Linked DNA regions of Homo sapiens: region 2 is linked to region 1. Evidence: read pairs that join two places in POLR2A ChIA-PET (ENCODE). Cell type or tissue: MCF 10A. All regions are shown on one strand. Links, peaks and the distances in the headings refer to the core of each region. The heading gives the core; the rest is flanking DNA.

Region 1 (5,073 bases), core at 693-4,692:
CTAAAAAGTCTCCTTGAAAACAAAAAAAAAAAAACTTGAGGGAGTGTCTTATGATAAGGCATTTTCTTGTAATTTTGGAAATAAAGAAGGCATTCACAGCAGTGCTCGAGAACTCTTAACAGGAAACTCCTCCTGATCATTCAGCAAAAGACCGTTAACAAATTATCCTTTTCTAGTCACTGTTCCATTTATAAAAGATGTAACTGCTGGCAATGAAAGACCCTCTGACAAAATGCAATATTATGAATTATTATATTAGCAACTTTCTTCTCAATTTAACATACAAAGTCTGTACAGTTACAAAGGTAACTACATACCTAGTGAACTTAGATTTACATTTGATTTTTTTTGCTGGTAAACATTAAAAATTGTAGGTTCAGTACATCATAACTGAACTTTCCTTCTAAATATTTGAGTATCCTTATGTTGACTTTCTTACTCTCTCAGCGTTAGAAATGAAATTTAACTTAACCTCCTGTGCCTGTAGATTCTGAGTGGAATTGCTTTCCTCCTCCTCTGTCTAGCACACCACACCAAGTGACTACAAACAGAACAAGCACGAAAATTTCAACACCTTCTATAAAACTGCAAATAATCTGACCACGGTTTAGCTTTAAAAGAATAGCTATAGTCCTGTATTTATCAAATTCCTTATCACAATAAATCAAAACCAAATAGCAGCTCTATTCTAGAAGAAAAAAAGCTAATGCTAATCGACAAACAGAAGGCATACTGTATATAAGAAAATCAATACACTTTTTTTTTTTTTTTTTGAGATGGAGTCTCGCTCTGTCACCCAGGCTGGAGTGCAGTGGCGCGATATCACGGCAAGCTCCGCCTCCCGGGTTCACGCCATTCTCCTGCCTCAGCCTCCCGAGCTGCTGGGACGACAGGCGCCCACGACTACGCCCGGCTAATTTTTTTGTATTTTTAGTAGAGACGGGGTTTCACCGTGTTAGCCAAGATCGTCTCGATCTCCTGACCTCGTGATCCGCCCGTCTCGGCCTCCCAAACTGCTGGGATTACAGGCGTGAGCCACCGCACCCAGCCAATACACAAATATTTTGCTGAGTCTCTCTCGTGCTCAGCATAGTAGCAGTCAGAGATTCAACAACTAATATGCTCACACATTCAGTAAAAATAGACTTTCCTTAAATATGCAAGGGCTAATGCAAACAGTGGTCAGTCAACATTGTTAAAGTTCATTTTCTTGAGTGAGACTCTAAGTTGACAACATTTATAACACAGTCATATATTTTCTGTAAGCTGACTGGGGGAATTTGCAAGGCTAACTGTGCTGTTACTATTAAATCTTATAAATTCAGGTCTGTTAGTACCCGAACTTTCACCAGGCCTTCAAATTTAATATTTTACCTCAAGGAATTACCTCCTTGAGCTTCAGACTCATCACCCACATTAATAGTCAAGATCTTTTACTTCTTCTAAATTCCCTTAACACATTTAGTCTGTATCATACAACCATGCACTTACTTTAAGGTAGCTTCTTTTTATCCCCAAACAGGACATGAGCTTTTCAGAGGAGGGAACTGCACCTTCCACTCCACTGGAAACCCCAAAATGGCCTGCAGTAGTGGAATTCATAAGCATTAAGTGAGTTTAAATGTATTAAAAACAAGCTAAATTTAAAATCGCACTGCATTAAATAAGTTCTCTACTGTAGAGCTATCTTAATGTGGTTTCTGCACACTTATTAAATACAAGCTCAGCCATTCACGAATTTTTGTTTTATCCAACAGGTCTTTTTGCCTCTTGAAGGGGCCTGTAATTCCATTCCCCAAACAGCCAATCCATCTGTACCCTGCAGCTGTTTCCTAGGTAACTAACCCAGCCAAATAAAAGACTTGTACACAATAGGAAAAAGGAAATGGAACTAGAAACTACAGCATCCCACATGCCTCTCAGCATCTCACCTGTGCAGCATAACACACAAAAGGAAAGTCATCCTGAGTCTTACTCCATTAAGTGGGGGCATCTTAAGAAGCTTCGACGCTCATCATCTGTAAATCCAGACACTGTTAAAACGATTTAATACAGCCAGTCTGAGCATGTCTGTTGCCACAGTGAGGATGATTATAAGGTATGTCATCACTACATGTAAAAGCAGTGTCACAGAAAATCTGTAACACAGGGGCTGTAAGGCAGAAAGGCGCACGGCCACCAGTCTGTCAGAGCAAATCATGTGGAGTGCTTGCCAACCTGGCCAGAGAGAGCGTTTTCCCATACAGGGTTGGATTTGAGCAAAAATAGCGAAGTTAACATTAGCTATTATCTTCTTCCATCTCCCTGTTACGTTTTCCTCCTCCGGACAATGCTCTCCTCCTCTCACGGGGCTCTCCCTGTCAGCTCTAGGTACTATGATTTGGAGTGCCCAATCCCTACCACAGATGTGGATCTCTTGCTCTACTTCCTCCTTGGGGAAATAAAATCTGTTCTTGGCAAGCTGTTTCACTGGTTACACAGGCCAAAAAATACTCTACCACAAATGTCTTAATGATTGATAAAAGCTTAACATACTGCCTTTCCCAAGAGCATTTGTATTTGAGCGAGGGGTAGTATCCCAATTGAACTGAAATTACGGAGTTTCATGTTTTAGCAATGGGCTGGCTGAAGAAATTTAGAATTGGATTGCACGTGAAGATGGGGAGCAGGAAGGGGAAAGACCCCAGTGTACACAGCCCTGTGCACCTCCCTGGGTAAGTCAGACGCTGGCAGCTCGCCCTCTGAATGAGTAGAAGCACAAAAACAAAACAACAGCCTACGGGTAACTTAAAAACGTCACACACCTAATTTTTTCCTCTAGAAACATAGCTAGTGGTGATGATTTTTATCTGCTATGATTTCTAAATTGTATTTTAGGATATAGGTGCTTATAAATAGCAAACTGGCCAAAAAAAAAGAGTGAACAGGTAAATCAAAGAAACTTAATGAGCCACACATGGACAGTGTCTGAAAACCTGAGTAACATAATAGGCTGGGGCTGAGCCCTACTCTCCACTGTAGTATGCCTTCCTGTGACTTTCACCTGTTCTTACCCTCCCGGGAGTTTACAGTCACCCATCCTTACAGTTTCTCCCAGTCTCTCACTTTCCTCTTGCCTTCATGTCTTTCCCTACCCAGCCTAGAGTCCTTGATCCATTATGTTACCACCTTTTATCTTTTCATGCACCCACCTGGCAAAAATGATAGCCCTGACTCAATAGAAATTTCTTCCTTCTTGTACTAACCTTCAGGCTGTGGAATGCTGATGGAGAAAATCACATCAGAGCAGACGGGTGCTGCTGTAAATTTCTAAATTTTAATCTCAGGGCCGTCATCTCTGTCTAGAAACTAATTAGGTCTCACTAATTCCGTGCTTCACTGTTCTTTGCTGAGGCTGTTCCAAGACTCCTGCACTCTCCTTTAAAAAATCTACCACTTCCTTCATATTCAGTAGGTATCAGTCTCTATTATTTCTCAGAAAAAAGTAGAGGCCATCAGACAGCAAATCCTCAACTGTCTACCATCAAACTTACAAATGTATCTGAACACATTCATTCTTTCATTCTCACAATCCTTTCTCCTTGTGTTTTGGATCCCATCCTCCCCTTCTTTGGGATCTTGCCCAATACATTATTTTCTCTTTTCATATCTATCCTCTTCTGGATCTCAAAAATGTTTGAATGTGTTTAAGTCTCCCCTACCATAAAACAAAACTATCCCATATGCCAACACGTCCTCCAGGGGCATCATGCTTTCTGTTTCTGTCTTGCTTTGTCTAACCTCCCGTGCCCCCAGCCATGGCCAGATTTCCTCCTCCTCTGCTGCCTTCACTTCCCAGAGTCTCATTCACTCTTCAACCTACTGAAGGTTGGCTTTTGCCCCAACTACCATTTTGATAGAGCTCTTGTGAAGCTCACTCACTCCATAACACCAACTCTAATGGATGCTTAACATTTAAAGTCCTGGACTAAAAACATTTTAGCAGCATTTGATATAGCTTCTTCAAACACATTTCCTTTGGTTTTGGTAACTCCCTCCATATCTACTGGGTTTCCTCCTGCCTCTTTAGTTTCTCCTCCTTTCATACACACTTTTTTCTTTCCCATTTGTTAAAATTTTGTGTTCTTTAGGGATCTTTCTTGGATCTGGCTCTTCTATAGTGACTCTCTGTCCTAAATCCAAACTCTTTAAAATGGGCTGTAAAGGTCTGGATTATACTGCTTCTAGTCTTTCATTTCTTTTCATACTTGATGCTCTAATTCTTAGATTAATTCCTAATTCATATATCTCCTTATATTATACACACCCCAGGCCCTCATATATGCTGTTCCCTCTGCCTACAATACTCTATCAAACCTCTTTTCCTGGCTAGTACCTATGACTAGAAATTCCAGTTGCAGCTTAGAAGTTGCTCCTGGGCTATCTTCCTTGACAAGCTCTTACACTCCCATCCTGAGTTGAGTGCTTGTCCTCTGGGCTCCTATCAAAGCACTGTATCTCCTTACTGAACCTGAAGAGATCATGGGAACCCCTAAAGTTGTAGCCAGTGAGAAGCAGAGGTAGCCTGGGGACCCCCTGACCTTGTGGATAGCATCTGCATTGGGGGCAGCATCTGAATTTGTGGAGAACTGAGTCCTTAATTTGTGAGGTCTGCACTAACTCCAGGTGATTAGTGTCAGAATTGAATTGTCCTGCAGTGCACCAACTTGGGGTTGGAAGAGACTACATATCTTTACACAAAAACTTATATATGAATGTTCATAGCAGTATTATTCATAATAGCCAAAAAGTAGAAGCAATACAAATGTCCATCAACTGATGAATAAAAAACAAAATAGCCATACAATGAATTTTTCAGCAATTAAAAAAAAGAACTACTAATACATGTTACAACATGGATAAACCTTGAAAACACAATGCTTTGTGAAAGCAGCCAGACACAAAAGACCACATATTGTATGATTCCGTTTATGTGAAATGTCCAGAATAGGCAAATCCAAAGAGGCAGAAAATAGACTAGTGGTTGCCAGAGGATGGGGGAAAAAGAAATTGGGAAGTACAGGGTTTCTTTTT
Region 2 (5,073 bases), core at 752-4,751, 170 kb before region 1:
GGCGCTTGCCATCATGCCTGGCTAATTTTTTAAATTTCTGTACAGACAGGATCTCGGTATGTTGCCCAGGCTGTTCTCAAACTTCTGGGCTCAAGTGATCCTCCTGCCTTGTCCTTCCAAAGCACTGGGATTACAGGCATGAGCCACCACGCCCAGCCCAATCCCCGTAACTTAAAGCACCAGTCTCAGCTCATATTCCGGCTGCTACAAATGGCAGGGACAGCCTTCGACCTCCACCTGTCAGGAGAGCCTGCAGGGTTGAGAATTCAGCAGGCCACCCTTCCAAGCATGTCTGTACAGGTGCCCTGTTCTCTGTCTACGACACACAATTCTCTGACAGTGCCTCTCTCAAACGACTCCGCCACTCCGTAAGCCACTAACAGGGACCGTCCCCATTCAGTGAAGATTAGCAACAGAAATTACCTCCTGGCTGGATGCCGTGGCACCAACCACAAAACAGGGAGGAAAGTACTGCAGAATTAGAGGGTGTGGTATTTCATAGAATAAAAATTACCTTTTTTCCAAACCCAGAACAGAGTCATGCCAGACCTTATTGGCAACAGGTGGGATTAATGCAACTGACTTTTTTTTTTTTAATAAGCACAGTATAAAAAGTACTGTACTAACATTCATGTCCCTGACTCTGGTTCCAGCTTACTGACTGGCTGTGGGAACCTCCATTTCCTTGTTTACAAACAAGGATGAAGAAGGTTTTGGCTGCTGGTGGTCCACTTTTTTGTGGCCCCTGCACCCAGGGTAGACACACTCCCACCAAAAACAGTGGCTCACTGGGGTGGCAGTGCTTATTATGGGTGACTCCTGCTGGAGCTACAAATCACCAGTAATGTTACCATCAGGTGGGGAATGGAAGCAGGTACTGCCATCTTTGAGAGCCACCTGGCAGTGGCTATGAACCTTCTTCTGCACCGACTTCTGACCCAGCCATTCCTATCACCTACCCAGGTGTGTCCAGGTAAGCTGGTCCAAGGATGATCAGTGCTTTTTTTTTTTTTTTTTTTCCTTTTTTCTTTTTTTTTGAGACCAGGTATTTATTACTTTGTTGCCTAGGCTGAAGTGCAGTGGTGGGATCATAGCTCACTGAAGCCTCCAACTCCTGGGCTCAACGAATCTTCTCAACTCAGCCTCCCAGGTAGCTGGGACTATGGGTGCTCACCATCATGCCCAGCTAATTTAAAAAATTGTGTGTGTGTAGAGATGACAGTCTCTCTATGTTGTCCAGGGTGGTCTTGAACTCTAGCCTCAAGGTCAGCACTTATAATGCCATAATGATCAGGCAGTACAAACTGCCCATCTGTAGGGGGATGATCACATACACTTGGTATACTCAAAATAAGATGCTAGCACGGGTGATCTTTGTATTCCCCCCGGGCAGGGAGTGGGGGACGTGGTCTCACTCTGTCGTCCAGGCTGGAGTGCAGTGGCGCCATCTCTGCTCACTGCAACCTCCGTCTCCTGGGTTCAAGCAATTTTGTCTCAGCTGCCTGAGTATCTGGGATTACAGGTGAGTGCCACCACACCCGGCTAATTTTTGTATTTTTAGTAGAGATCAGGTTTCACCATATTGGTCAGGCTGGTCTTGAACTCCTGGCCTCAGGTGATCCACTCACCTTGGCCTCCCAAAGTGCTGAGATTACAGGCGTGAGCCACCGCACCCAGCATGGGCAATTTCTAAGACCTATTGTTTAGGGGGGAAAAAAGCAAGTTACAGAACAATACAAACACTATGATACCACTTACTGGTGGCGGAAACCCACAAATCAATACCATGGATTTTCTAAGGATGTGTGTGTCTGTAGACATACACACAAATGTATACTTATATGCAAATGCACAAAAAGAGGTCTGAAAAGTAATTTATATGAAACTAATATAATTCTTATCTCTGGGAATAGAAAGGGATAAGAAGTTGCTCAAAGAGACCTCAGTTTATCTATGTTGTTTGCATTCTTTTTACAATGAGAATGTATTTAGGTAATGCCTGTGTAAATCAAAGTTAAGAAACAAAAATTACTGGGTTAGACGAGTTTTCTTCTTTTCTTTTTTTTTTTGAGACAGGGTTTCACTCTGTTGCGCAGCCTGCAGTGCAGTAATGGAATCATGGCTCACTGAAACCTCAACCTCCACCTCAACCTCCCGGGTAGCTGGGCCTATGGGCACACGCCACCACGCCTGGCTAATTTTTTGTATTTTTGTAGAGACAGAGTTTCACCATGTTGCCCAGGCTGGTCTCAAACTCCCGGACTCAAGTGATCCACCTGTCTTGGCCTCCCAAAGTGCTGGGATTACAGACATAAGCCACTGCGCCTGGCCAGGTTAGATGATTCTTAAGGCCGTGCCAGCTCTAATATCCTCTATTTCTAAGGATTCCGGAACTCAGTTGTTGAGTAGGTTAATTAATCTTACATAGAACAGAGGGCTATGGGCCGGGTGTGGTGGCTCATGCCTGTAATCCTAGCACTTTGGGAGGCCGACATAGGTGGAGCACTTGAGGCCAGGAGTTTGAGACCAGTCTGGTGAACATGGTGAAACCCCCTCTCTACAAAAAATATAAAAATTAGCTGGGCGTGGTGACGTGTGCCTGTGCTCCCAGCTACTCAGGAGGCTGAGGCATGAGAATCGCTTGAACCCAGGAGGTGGAGGTTGCAATGAGCTGAGATTGCACCACTGCACTACAGCCTGGGTGACAGAGCAAGACTCTGTCTCAAAAAAAAAAAAAAAAAAAAAAAAAAAAGAGGTCTGTGGATATTTCATAAAAAAAGGAAAACATAATTCTGGCTACAGAATAGAAAGGCTGTGGTTCTTCAAAGTCTGAGAGTACAAAATAAAAATAAATAATAGTGAAATCATAATAATTATATACCAGGAAAGGGAGATGGAAATAATAATAATGATTACTATAGTAATAATAATTTACTTCATCGAGTATGCCAGGAGTGAGGGTGGAGTGCCGGCAATGTGTTTGCAAATGTTTTGGCACGTGGGATGTTATCACTGTTGTTGCCAATTTTATATTACTGTTATTATTGCCATTATCACAGTAATCAAGGCCCCTGGTTACTTGAGGACACATCCAGTGACTCACCCAAGCCTTTATCACCTGTTACAGTCACTTCATGTTATAAAATCATTTTTTTCCCCATCATCACTTCTGCAGACTTTATGAAATACAGCTCAGAAGTCTAGGCAACATTGCGAAACCCTGCCTCTACTACAAATACAAAAAATTAGCCAGGCATGGTGCCATGCGCCTGTAGTAATAGCTACTCAGGAGGCTGAGGTGGAAGGATCACCTGAACCTGGGAAGTCGAGGCAAAAAAAAAAAAAAAGAAATACAACTCAGAGACAGCCCAACTACTCTCCCCTCCTGCAGAGCAGTAATGGGCTTAACCAAACTCAAGGGCTCAAATAAAAGAAGCGGGAAGAAGTGGGGGAACACAGTGAGGCTCTGGAATGGAAAGAGACCAACAGTGGTGTGTAGAGGCCACAATCTATGCCACATGCACTTAGAGGTTTGGTACAATTATCAGTGGAACCCAGCATGGAATACAGCAGCAAAAAACTGGAAACCAGGCACAGTGGTCATGCCTGTGATCCCAGCAATTTGGGAGGCCAAGGCAGGAGGATCACTTGACACTTGGAGTTCCAGAGCAGCCTGGGCAGCATAGCAAGACCCCATTTCTACAAAAAAAAAAATACAAAAATTAGCCAGGCGTGATGGCGCATGCCTTTAGTCCCAACTACCTGGGGAGCTGGGGTGGGAGGATCACTTGAGCTCAGGAGGTCGAGGCTACAGTGACCCATGATTGTGCCACTGCACTCCAGCCTGGGCAACAGCATGAGACCCTATCTCTTAAAAAACAAACAAACTGGCCAGACGCGGTGGCTCACGCCTGTAGTCTCAACACTTTGGGAGGCTGAGGCAGGCAGATCACCTGACGTCAGGAGTTCGAGACCAGCCTGACCAACATGGAGAAACCCCATCTCCACTAAAAAATGCAAAATTAGTCAGGCGTGGTGGTGCATGCCTGTAATCCCAGCTACTTGGGAGGCTGAAGCTGGAGAATCACTTGAACCCGAGAGGCAGAGGTTCCAGTGAGCTGAGATCGTGCCATTGCACTCCAGCCTGGGCAACAAGAGCGAAACTCCATCTCAAAAACAAACAAACGTGGAAACTGCCTAAGTATCCCACAAGAGGCAATGCTTAAAGAAACTGTGGTGTAGCCATACAATGGGCTGACAGAGCCATCAAGACACTACATCCATATTTACTGATCTGAAAAGACATGATGATTTCTTGCTTGCCGAAAAAAACTGGTTACTGAAGACATATATAGCATGATTCTACAGTAGCAACAAAATGTCCATATTTGTGTATATTTAAAGTGAAATACAGTAAAGTCTGAACTATACACTAAGATCTTAATAGCAAAATATCTGCACTTTTTTTTTTTTGAGACACAGTCTTGCTCTGTCTCCCAGGCTGGAGTGCAGTTGTACAATCTCAGCTCACTGCAATCTCTGCCTCCCAGGTTTAAACAATTCTTGCGCCTCAGCCTCCCCAGTAACTGGGACTACAGGTGTGCGCCCCCATGCCCGGCTAATTTTTTGTATTTTTAGTAGAGATGGGGTTTCACCATGTTGCCTGTAATCCCAGCTACTCAGGAGGCTGAGGCAAGAGAATCACTTGAACCTGGGAGGCAGAGGTTGCAGTGAGCAGAGATGGCACCACTGCACTCCAGCAGGGGCAACAGAGTGAAACCGCCCCTAAAAAAAAAAAAAAAAAAAAAAGCAACAAAAAACATTATGCTTAGCAAAAGAAGCCAGACATAAAAGGCCACATGTTGTATGATTCTATTTATGTAAAACGTCCAGAAAAGGCAAGTCCAGAGAGGCAGAAAGTGGACTGGTGTTTGCCTGGGGCTGGGTGGGATGTGTATATTAGAGCGTGATGGCTAAGGGGTATAGAATTTAGTTTTTGGGTAAAATGTTCTAAAAGTGGTTGTGGTGATGGATGCATAATTTTATGAATATACTCAAAGGCTTTGAATAGTA

The links. Peaks named below come from ENCODE experiments on the same cell type or tissue, not always from the same donor. Only the 100,000 strongest peaks of a DNase experiment are listed, where the experiment ranks them.
Region 2: POLR2A ChIA-PET joins it to region 1 with 5 read pairs; 3 of 35 experiments call an interaction of 5 or more read pairs at or near these places.

What each region holds. Positions count from the first base shown.
Region 1 is chr16:22,068,507-22,073,579 of GRCh38, reverse strand. All of the region lies in intron 1 of MOSMO (modulator of smoothened), which reads right to left. It overlaps LOC124903665 (a long non-coding RNA gene), which reads left to right and starts at 2,026. Exons shown (of 3, transcript XR_007065027.1): 1 at 2,026-2,098; 2 at 2,615-2,714. RefSeq lists a silencer at 2,478-2,772. In MCF 10A, for the core only: no CTCF peak of the experiment used is centred there; a DNase peak (open chromatin) is centred at 2,729.
Region 2 is chr16:22,234,614-22,239,686 of GRCh38, reverse strand. All of the region lies in intron 2 of EEF2K (eukaryotic elongation factor 2 kinase), which reads right to left. Among named protein-coding and RNA genes, the nearest start is that of EEF2K, 31 kb to the right of the region's middle. In MCF 10A, for the core only: no CTCF peak of the experiment used is centred there; a DNase peak (open chromatin) is centred at 3,196.